Linked DNA regions of Homo sapiens: region 2 is linked to region 1. A link is a loop called in an ENCODE intact Hi-C map of the cell type or tissue named here. Cell type or tissue: heart right ventricle. All regions are shown on one strand. Each heading gives the region's core, and the rest is flanking DNA. Links, peaks and the distances in the headings are about the cores only. Region 1 overlaps MAD1L1 (mitotic arrest deficient 1 like 1). Region 2 overlaps MAD1L1 (mitotic arrest deficient 1 like 1).

Evidence for each region. Hi-C counts contacts between places; a loop is a spot of excess contacts. Peaks named below come from ENCODE experiments on the same cell type or tissue, not always from the same donor. Only the 100,000 strongest peaks of a DNase experiment are listed, where the experiment ranks them.
Region 2: it touches region 1 in a loop (2.9-fold over the local background); 3 of 110 quality-filtered maps call a loop at or near these places.

The regions. Positions count from the first base shown.
Region 1 is chr7:2,206,616-2,211,985 of GRCh38, forward strand. The region is part of intron 10 of MAD1L1 (mitotic arrest deficient 1 like 1); the gene reads right to left. Among named protein-coding and RNA genes, the nearest start is that of MAD1L1, 24 kb to the right of the region's middle. RefSeq lists enhancers at 2,133-2,666, 3,162-3,311. In heart right ventricle, for the core only: CTCF peaks have their summits at 3,053 (motif pointing left) and 3,252; a DNase peak (open chromatin) is centred at 3,046.
Region 2 is chr7:1,884,311-1,889,680 of GRCh38, forward strand. The region is part of intron 18 of MAD1L1 (mitotic arrest deficient 1 like 1); the gene reads right to left. Among named protein-coding and RNA genes, the nearest start is that of MIR4655, 43 kb to the left of the region's middle. In heart right ventricle, for the core only: a CTCF peak has its summit at 2,323 (motif pointing right); no DNase peak of the experiment used is centred there.

The DNA of each region.
Region 1 (5,370 bases), core at 301-5,300:
CATTCTACTCTGTTCTCCTGATTTACATGTCTATACTTAATACCACAGTGTCTCAATTTATGCAATTTACAACGTGTCTTGAAATTGGCCAGTGTAAGCTGTATAACTTGTTCTTTTTTGAAACTGTTATGGCTATAACAATTTATAGGTACTTTACATTCCCATAGAAATTTTAGAAATTGTCAGCCGGGCACAGTGGCTCATGCCTGTAATCCCAGCACTTTGGGAGGCCAAGGCGGGTGGATCACTTGAGGTCAGGAGTTCAAGACCAGCCTGACCAACATGGCGAAACCCTGTCTCTACAAAAATACAAAAATTAGCCAAGCATGGTGGTCCATGCCTGTAGTCCCAGCTACTGGGGAGGCTGAGGCAGAATTGCTTGAACCCAGGAGGCAAAGGTTGCAGTAAGCCAAGATCGCACCATTGCACTCCAGCCTGGGCGACAGAGTAAGATTCCGTCTCAAAAAAAAAAAAAAAAAAGAAATTTTAGAGATCAGTTCATCAATTTCTGCTGGGGCTTTGATTGGGACTATGTTAAATATTTGGGTCAATTTGAGCAAACTGCCATCTTAACAATAATGAATCTTCCAATACACGACCACAGTACCTTTACGATACTCTGAAATATATATTTGGTCTTTCTGTTCCCTGACATACATGCAGCTCCTTATCTGGAGTGAGAAGAGTGTCTCTTGTGAACTAATGAGCTGAGTGCTGGTTGGCAGCCCCCAGGCAGCTTCAGATAGGGTGGTTATCCGAAACACCAAGGTGAGATTAGAGGGTTGGGACTTTGAGTCCCACCCCTCAACCTCCTAGGAGGGGAGAGGGGCCGAAGGGTGAGTTGATTTCCAACGGCCAATGGTGTAATCAATCATGCCTCTGTGATGAAGCCTCCATAAAAACCCACAAATAAGGCCAGGGTTCAGAGCTGCACACACAGAGGCTCCTGGAGGGTGGTGTGCCCAGAGAGGGCATGGAAGCTCCGCGCCTCTCCTCACACCTCACTCTGCCAACCTGTTCACCTGTATTATTCGTAACATCCTTTATAAGACATGACTAAACATAACAAAGCATCTTCCCGAGTTCTGTGAGCCACACTAGCCAATTAATGAAACCCAAGGAGTGGGTAGCAGGGGCCTCGTTTAACAGCCTGTCAGTCAGAAGTACAGCTGATGTCAGTGAAAGAGGAAGAGAAGAAAACCGTAAAATGAAGCAGAGATGCCGGCCTACTACTTGCACCTGGAATCTGAAGGGGGCACAGATGTGTGGGACTGGGCCCTGACCCATTGGAAGCTGATGGAACTCCAGGTGGAGAGTGTGCAGATGAGGCTGCAGGACATCCAGCTGGTGACCCCTGGAGAACTGCTTGGTGTGGGGGAAACCTTCCAGTATCTGGTGTCAGAGGCTGTGTGAGAGCAGAGGGGAAAAGAGTTCATTTTTCCTCTTACAATGTCTCCATTTTTCTACATCAGGTGATCTTTAATGTCTCAGTTGCGTCTTAAGCTTCTCAGTGTACAAATCTTACACAGATTTTCTTATATGCATTCCTAATATTTCATGGACTTTGATGCCATCATACATGGTATGTACCTCGAGTGGCTCACTGCTAGTATACAGAAACATAACCCATTTTGGTACATTGTCCTTGTATCCCGTGACCCTGTAAACCTCACGGTTTAGTCCTACTGGCTTGTCATTTATTCCCTGGGAATTTCTATAGATAATTATGTTGTCTCCAGGTACAGTTTTACTTCCTCCTTTCCAGTCTGTCCATCTTTTCTTTTTGCTTCCCTAATTATACTGGTGAAGATCTCCAGTACAGTGCAACCAGGGGTGCAGGGAACAGACACCCTGCCTGGTCTCCATGTCAGGGATGCAGTCCGTCCACCTTGTATTATATCAGCTGGTTTTCTGCAGGTATCATTTAGCTGGTTGAGGAAGTTCTCTTCTCTTCCTAGCTTGCTGAGAACTTTAAATCACAAACGAGTCTTGGATTGTTACAAATGGTTGTGCTGTTCGCCTACAGAGATGGCCTGCACCCCCTTTCATTCTACTGAAACAGGTGATTTTCCAAAGAGAAGCAAGCATCCTGCATTCCCAGATGGGCTCCAGCCTCACGCCATCTTTCCCACTGGCCTCTCTGTATTACTCCTCCTCCCCCTCCTGTGCCCGAGGTCTTGCCGAGGATGACACGTACCTCAAAGGGTGTGTGCTGGCCTCCGCTTTCCTCACCCGTAAGTCACTCCCCGAGACAGACCATGCTCCTGGGAGACCAAGCTGATCACATCGCTGCCTCCAGACACACGCCTCGCACTGCTGCTAACTCCCTCAGCCCAACTTCCAGCACCCTAAGGATGAGGGTGTCCACACCACACTCCCGGCACTGGCATCCTGCCCTTCCCCACGTGTGTTCACGCAGGCTCATCCACACGCACTGTGTCCCTCCTTGCCTGTGACTTCAAAGTCGTAGAAACTAACATGCCCCCAGCCTGCGTGAACCCGTGTGCTGCACATGTCACATGTGCCCAGGCCTGTGTGACACATAAGGACCTCGTTCCACAGGGTCTTCCCATGGTTTCACTGACCCACCCCAGCCAGCCTGCCCAGCCTCCTCTCCTAAGACATAAGAAGCCCTACATGGGGAAGAGGGTGACCAGGCCACTCTCTCCTGGGGCTCAGCCAGGGTTTATCCAAGCCCGGGGCGAGGCCGAAGAGCCCTCTGAGGACTGCAGGACGTCAGCACCCTGTCCTTAGGGAAGGGCCCACACAAAGGACGTCTGACCTCAACGCCAGGAGCTCACAGCCCAGAGCCCACAGGCCTGAGGGCCCCAGGACACTGGTCAGAAACAAGGCAGGCATGGGACAGCCAGAAGCGCCCCCCTGAAGGCAGTCAGGAACAGTGGCCACAAGCCCCTCACATCCCCATCGACCAAAACCCCAGTGTCAGCAAGCAAGTCCCATGGTGGGAGAGCAGCGGTCCACTAGGCCAGAGAGACCCAAGGGAAGCTGCTGTGGGAAGGATCACCAAGGCGGGGGCACCACCTAGTGGCAGCAGCTCCTCCACACCCACGGGGCCTCGGGCCTCGGCAAGCCCCAAATCCCAGCAAAGCCTGGGCCCGAAGGCAAGCAGACGCCAGCCCACCCGGCACAGGCCCAGGGCACTCCCAGCCACAGAGCCCTCTGCTTCCAGGACATCTGATGTCACCTCAGGTCCCCACGGCTGAGAGGAGGGGATCCCCAAGCTCGCCCACAGAGGCACGCATGTCTCCACACAAGAACAGCAAATGCACTCAGCCCTCCCATGGGGGCCCCCGTGGCCCCAGCTTCTCACCACATCTGTGTCCCTGTCGCCGACTTCACCACCACATTCAATGCTGCCAGACACGGGAAATTCCTAAGAACTACCCCAAACCTGGTCCCTAAAAACAGAAAAGAAAGCCCAGTGCATCTCAGGTTTACCCAGAAATCCACTTTGGTTTTTGTTTTTGTTTTTTAGAGACAGGGACTCACTCAGTCACTGGAGTGCAGTGGTGCAATCACAGCTCCTCCTGGGCTCAGGTGATCCTCCCACCTTAGCCTCCTGAGTAGCTGGGACTACAGGTGCACACCACTGAGCACCGCTAATTTTTGTTTTGGTACACACGGGGTCTCAACTGCGTTCCCCAGGCTGATCTCAAACATCTAGGCTCGAGCAATCCCCCTGCGGCAGCCTCCCAAACCACTGGGACTACAGGTGTGAGCCACTGTGCGCAGCCAGAAATGCACACGTTTACCAAACCCTCCCGGTGATTCTAGGAGCCGTATTCGGGACCGCCAGCCCGCATTCCCGTGGACTCTCTAGGAGCCGTATTCGGGACCGCCAGCCCGCATTCCCGTGGACTCTCTAGGAGCCGTATTCGGGACCGCCAGCCCGCATTCCCGTGGACTCTCTAGGAGCCGTATTCGGGACCGCCAGCCCGCATTCCCGTGGACTGCGGCATGAGCACCACCCCACTGACGTCCAGCGTGAGTCACCCGAGATCACGGCCTGATGCAGAACCACACTCAGACACCCGCCCTGTGGAGCACAACACAAGGAGCAGCGGGGAGCCCTGAAGGGGCCCAGGCATGGCAGGCAACCCAGCACGTGAGGAAACCTGCCCTCTACCAGGCCCACAGCCAAGGCCAACGCAGGAGACTAGGGGTCGACCCCCACAGCGAGGACGGCTCCATCCACCTTCCTGGCCATCAGCCTCCGGCTGCTCAGAGAGGACGCTCGCACCAGCCCCTCTCCAACTCACAGGGCCCTCCACAAGTACACGATCACGTCGGATCTTCACACGCAGTTGGGGAGAAGAGCTCCGTGTCCCCCTTTCAATAAAGAGAACACTGGCCCAGAGCAGCGCAGTGACTTGACACAGGTCTTACTGTTGGTGGCGGGGGGCAGGGGGAGCCTTGAATCCAGCCTCCGAAGAACTATCTGTGTTCCTCATCAAAGCTGCAGGGCGCCACACATGCATGCCACTTGCTTCCCGCCCACTTTAAGCTGGTGGTGGGCACAGGCAGCCCACCTCCACCAGCCCTACAGACCAACCCCTCCTCTCCCTCATCCAGGGCCTGGCCACCAGGGAGGGCAGAGTGAACACAGAAGACACAGGCAGGCAGAACCCCTGGGGCCAGCATGCCCTCATGCTGGCCACGCCCAGGCAGCACCCCCAGGCCAGCTCGCCCTCACACAAGCCATGCCCAGGCAGGGCGCTCAGATGCGGGAACAGGGCTGAAAGGATCCACAGTACTTTGAAACCAGCCAGAGACAGCAGCCAGCTGTGCCAGGTCTCGTGCCCGACTGACACCCAGTGCTCCAGGGCAAACTGCACACTGGACCCTCCAGCAGGGCCGGGCCCATCAGGCACGTGGGGGCCTCTGATGTCCCTTCACAGGAAAGAAGTCACAGAGGTTTCTCATCTGGCCAGAGTATGCCTGGGAGCAGAAGGGTCGCCTTCCAAGCAATTAATAAGCCCAGAGAACAGACAGAAGCACAAAGCATTTAGGCCCCGCTGAGGCCGGCCCTACAGAAGTCTGTGTTCTACAGGGGGAGTTCAAGAGGAGACAGCAGCCCGGGCCGTGCTCTGACTTAGCAAAGCTCAAAGAAAATGAAGAGGCACTTTCAGGTGACAGAGAACTGAAGCCAGTAATGCTGATGAGAAGGTAATGGATTCCAGAACCAGCAGTCGGACGGTGTGGTCAAAGGATAGCTCTTTCAGAGAGTCTCAGTCTCAGCCTAGTTTCCAAGAACAGCAGGAAAGACAGGCAAGAAGCGGGAAGCCTTGAAATCTCACAAGCAAACACAATAAGAGGCCGCCTCGGCACCAGCACCTCGGGCCCTGAGCC
Region 2 (5,370 bases), core at 188-5,187, 320 kb before region 1:
CCACCAGTGCACCCCTAGCCACCGACCCACATGTCCGGGCAGCCACCAGCTCCCCTGCCTCTGGCTTGGGAAGCCTGAGGTGAGCCCTGGACTCCTGCAGCCTCAGCGCCTCTGGCTGAGTTCCAGGCCTCAATGCTCTTGAGGAGCAACGTTGGGTCAGGGGCCTAGCCGGGATTCCCCACCACATGGAGGCCCTGAGGCCGTCCTGCTGACCTTCCCTCAGCCCAAACTCCCATTGCATCTTCCTGCCTCTCAGCCCAATCACTGCCGAACTTTATTTCTGTTCCAAAATGTCACCAGGTCTAAGAGACGACCGAGAGTGGCCTGGTGAGACAGCCCGAGAGGGGCTGGGCAGCAGGGGAGTTGTCTGAGTGGGCGGAGGAGAACCCCTGGTCCCACATGGGAAGACTGTGTGGAGCGGACCACGCCTGCGCCCTGAGGCCCCCAGCCCAGGCCTCCTGTCTGCTGTCCCACAGGTCAGAGCCCTGGGGGCAGCCTGAGCCACAGCAGGGAGGCCACAGCGCCCTCAGACGCAGGCGGGGCAGGCCGTGGGGCAAGGGGGCAGAGGGCATTCTGCAGCTTGGGGCAGCTGCTCTGGGGACACAGTGTGGTGGTGCGCACCCCTCACGTCGCCCTCCGGGAATAGGCAAAGTTCATCTCAGCTTTAGAATCGGGGATCACTGTGCATGAAGTTACCCGTGTTGGTCAAAACCCATACATGTGAATGGTGAGCACACTTCTCCAACAACCTAAGTACTTAGTCATCACCACTGGACCCAAGGCGGGGACCCAGGAGCAGAGGCCCTGTGGTAGAGTCATAGCAGGACAGGGGAAGAGAAAGGACCTCGCTGCTCCAGCCTCAGAGATGGCTCCGGGCTCCTGCATGGACGCCCCCACACACAGACACTACTTTCAAGGAACTGGTCTCAGGAACCACTCCCTGCCCAGAGCTCCACGAAGGGCTGCCTCTCACATGCCCTCTGCCCACACCACAGCGTCCCTCTCGCGGGTCCTTTGTTCTCGGTCTATCCCCAAAAACCCTGTGTCCCAGCTCTGCCTAGAGAAAGATGGAGAGGGCTTAACGAGGGCTTTGAAGCTCAAACTCACAGCAGTGAGCACCAGGCAGAGGCCAGTGCACTCAGACAGGAGAGAAGTCCAGGGGGCTGGGCTGCGGGTGTGTGTGGGCCACAGGGGTGCGGTCGGAAGGGCAGATTTCAGGCGAATGTGTGACACGTGGAGCTGTCCCACGGTGGGCCGCTGTAGCTCCTGCTTCCTGAGTGGCCCTGCAGGGTACGGGCTCCCAAATGTCCGGCCTTCAACCCCCCAGTTCCGTCCACCTCTGGCTAAGAGCTGTTGCCATGACAACCCCAAGGTGCCCACTCACCTGGCCCCGTGGCTCTGACTGCTGCCCCGTGGAGCAGAGGCAGATCCCCGAGGGCTCGGCAGCCCGGCGCCCAGAGCCTCTCCCTGTCTCGGCCCTTCCAGTCCTGTCTCTCTCCCTCCAGCCTGGCCCCTAGGCCGGGTGGGCCCACTCCTCAGGAAAGGAATGAGGAAAATGGAGCAGGGCAGGCAGACACCCCAGCAGGGACCCCTGCCCGGCATCTCTGGCCCCAGCCCTGGGGGCCACACGCCTGGCTTCCCATTCTATGCCCCCAGCAGCAGCTCTGCCTCCTCTCCTCCACCAGGTCCTACTGCCTCCACCCCACGACCGCCCCACCTGGGCCCTCACCAGCCCTCGTCCGCGTATCAGGGCAGCCTCATCCCAGCAACCTGCAGAGACCCGTGGGCATGTTTACCTTCTCGTCAGCCCAGCAGCACTGTGAGGGCCAGGTTCACTTCTGGGCACCTGGCGGCAAGCTCTGGGCCTGGAATGGCACAGGGCTAGTCACTGTCTAAGGGGCTTGTCCTCTGGGGGTAAGTACCCCTCCAAGAGCCTGGAGTCCTGAGTCCTGATCTGTGCAAGATCAGTGCACGGGAGATGGTGGGCTGGCAGATATGCCCACTTATTCACAAGCCTGCTTCAGAAGGAAAGAACAGGGCAGCTACCAAGGTCATGTCTACACCCGTTGGCAGCAAAGCGGATGCTTCATCTGAGAGTGATAAATCCTGTGCAAATCTCAGCCTGTGTCAACACGCCCCAGCTAGACAGCAGGTCCTCGATTCATGAGTCGACACCTCTGCATGGGCTCGGTGACAAGAATGGGCGGCTGAGTGGGAGAGCACGGTGGCACGGGCGGGAGAGGGCCCACCTGGGGCTCGCACACCACACTGTGTCTGCAAACAGGCGTGTGGGCGTGTGCAGGTTCTCTGCTCTCAACACTTCCAGGACAGCAGGGGTCAGCAGGACCCTGGGCCAGCCTGGCAGGAAGGAAGGCCTGAGCCTGGGCCTGTGATCTGGGTGACCCTGGGCAGGCCCTGCTCTGCTGGTGCCAGCTGTGGCCAGGCACATGGCACTGTGTGCAGACAGGCAGAGACCTGCTGCAGGGCTGGGGCAGCAGGTGAGGAGTGAGCACAGGTCTGTGGCCCTAGCCCTGCACCCTTCCTGGCCCAGGCCAGCAGCTCCCTGGGGACAGTTGGGGTGTGCAGCCGGACTCCAGAAGGTGGTGCCGCAAGCTGCTTCTCTCACACAGTCCTGCCCCGCAGGTTCCTGGTGAGAAGGCTTCAGGGCTGTCAGTGACCGCATGGCAGCGGCAGGGAGAACAGGAAGAAGACTCCACATCTCTTTTTCTAACATGGCGCTTTGCATACCATGGGCCTTCACAGCCCTTGAAACACTCACTCAGGCTAGGGGGGCTCCGGCTGGGCCCATGCTGCCTGACTTGCTTTCCCTGCCTCCTCTGGATCCAGATCACAGAAGCAGGTGCCACATGGGACGCCTGGGAGAGACAGAGGCCAACTGTGAGCATGTGTGTGTGAGCATGTGTATGTGGGGGTGGCTGTGCATGTGTGGGCATGTGTGCATGCATGTGTGTATGTGGCTGCCTGTGTGTGGGCATGTGTGTGCATGCATGCGCATGCGTGGCTGCCTGTGTACGTGTGAGCATGCATGTGTGTGGGTGGCTGTGCATGCGTGTACATGCATGTATGTGGCTGCCTGTGCATGTGTGTGTGTGCATGCGTGCATGTGGCTGCCTCTGTGTGTGCGTGCACATGTGCATGCATGTGGCTGCCCGTGTGGGTGCATGTGTGCATGTATGTGGCTGCCTGTGCGTGTGTGTCTGCATGTGGCTGCCTGTGCATGTGTGCAAGCATGCGTGTATGTGGCTGCCTGTGTGTGTGACCATGCATGCGTGTATGTGGCTGCCTGTGCATGGGCATGTGTGTGCATGCATGCATGTGGGTGCCTGTGCATGTGTGTGTGAGCATGAATGCATGTGGGTGGCTGTGCATGCATAGGCATGTGTGTGCATACATGCATGTATGTGGCTTCCTGTGCATGTGTCCATGTGTGCATGTGGCTGCCTGTGTGTGTGCATGTGTGCATGTATGTGGCTGCCTGTGTGTGTGTGCATGTGTGCATGTATGTGGCGTCCTGTGCGTGTGTGTGTGCACGTGTGTGTGCAAGCATGCGTGTGTGTGGCTGCCTGTGCATGTGTGTGCATGCATGGCTGCGGCTGCCTGTGCACGTGTGTGTATGCACATGTGTATGTGGCTGCCTATGCATGTGTGTGTGCATGCATGTGTGTATATGGCTGCCTGTACGTGTGTGTGCATGCGTGAGACTGAGCATGTGTGTGTGAGCCTTCATCCGTGTGGGTGGCTGTGCATGCATGAGCATGCATGTTCATGGGGCTGCCTGTGCCTGTGTGTGAGCATTGTGTGCATGTGGCTGCCTGTGCATGTGTGTGCATGTGTGCAGCTGCCTGTGCGTGTGTGCATGCATGTATGTGGCTGCCTGTGCATGTGTGTGCATGCATGCATGTATGTGGCTGCCTATGCATCTGTATGCATGGGTGCAGCTGCCTGTGCATGTGTGTGCATGCATGCGTCTATGTGACTGCCTATGTGTGTGTGTGCATGCGTGCGGCTGCCTGTGCATGTGTGTGCATGCATGCGTGTATGTGGCTGCCTATGCGTGTGTGTGCATGCGTGTGGCTGCCTGTGCATGTGAGCATGCATGTGGCTGCCTGTACATGTGTGTGCACGCATGTATGTGGCTGCCTGTTCATGTGTGCATGCATGTATGTGGCTGCCTGTTCGTGTGTGTGCATGCGTGTGTGGTTGCCTGTGCGTGTGTGTGAGCATGCATGCATGTGGCTGTACATGTGAGCATGCATGCGTGCATGTGGCTGCCTATGCATGTGTGAGCATGCATGCGTGCATGTGGATGCCTGTGTGTGCGCGCATGTGTGTATGTGGCTGTCTGTGCATGTGTCCATGCGTGTGTGTCGTGTGTGGCTGCCCGTGCATGTGGGTGGCTGTGCATGGGTGGGCATGTGTGAGCATGCATGTGTGTGTGTGGTTTCATGTGTGTGTCAGCATGCATGCATGTGGGTGGCTGTGCATGCGTGGGCATGTATTTGTGTCCATGTGTCAGTGGGAGCGTGCATGATGCCAGTGCGAGGGCAGGGCCTAGGACACGAGAGGTCGACCTGCTCCTCCCGCAATCACCCTGCAGTTCTCACTGATGAGCCATGAAAGCTTCCATGATGCACTCACTGACCTGCAGATCCTCGTGGCCTGATGTCGGCAGACAGTGGCAGGGATCCACTCAGCGCAATGTGGCAGGCATACGGGGTCCCCAACGTGCCTGGCACTTGCATACATACTGGCCAAGGTCACTGTCACCACGACCCTTGGGCAGATGCGATGATCCTGGCCCACATAAAGGAAGACAAGGCTTGAGGAGGTGAAGCCATGTGTCCAGGTCCCGGGGCTGGCAGAGGCAAGCGACATCCACACCAAGGCAGTTCTGGCCCGGGTCCAGTCCCTCCCACCACCCGACGGGGGCTGACTAGCAGTGACACCGCCAAAGACCACCTCCATTCAGCAAACACTCGGGCAAGGCCTCAGATGCTGAGGAGGCTGGGGGATGGCGTGGCTGGTGTGCCCAGAAAAGGTGGCATCCTCACGGGCACTCTTGCCATTTCCCTGGCCTCTGTACTGCTAGGGTCCCTCAGGAGGACCCCAGCAGCTCTGGACCCTAGGCCAGGCCCAGCCCAGGGGCTCCACAGCAGCCCAGCTGCACATCCTGAGGCTTGTCGGGGCCAGGCCTGCACCGGTGGTTCTGAAAATGCTCTCCCCAAGTGGAGCTGCCCCTGCACCATCTCCTATGTTCCCTGCAACGCAGAGAGATGCTTCACGGAGGCAACAGGCTCAGCCATGCGGCCTCCGTAGGCTCACCCAGCCAGGCTCTTGGAGTTACACGCT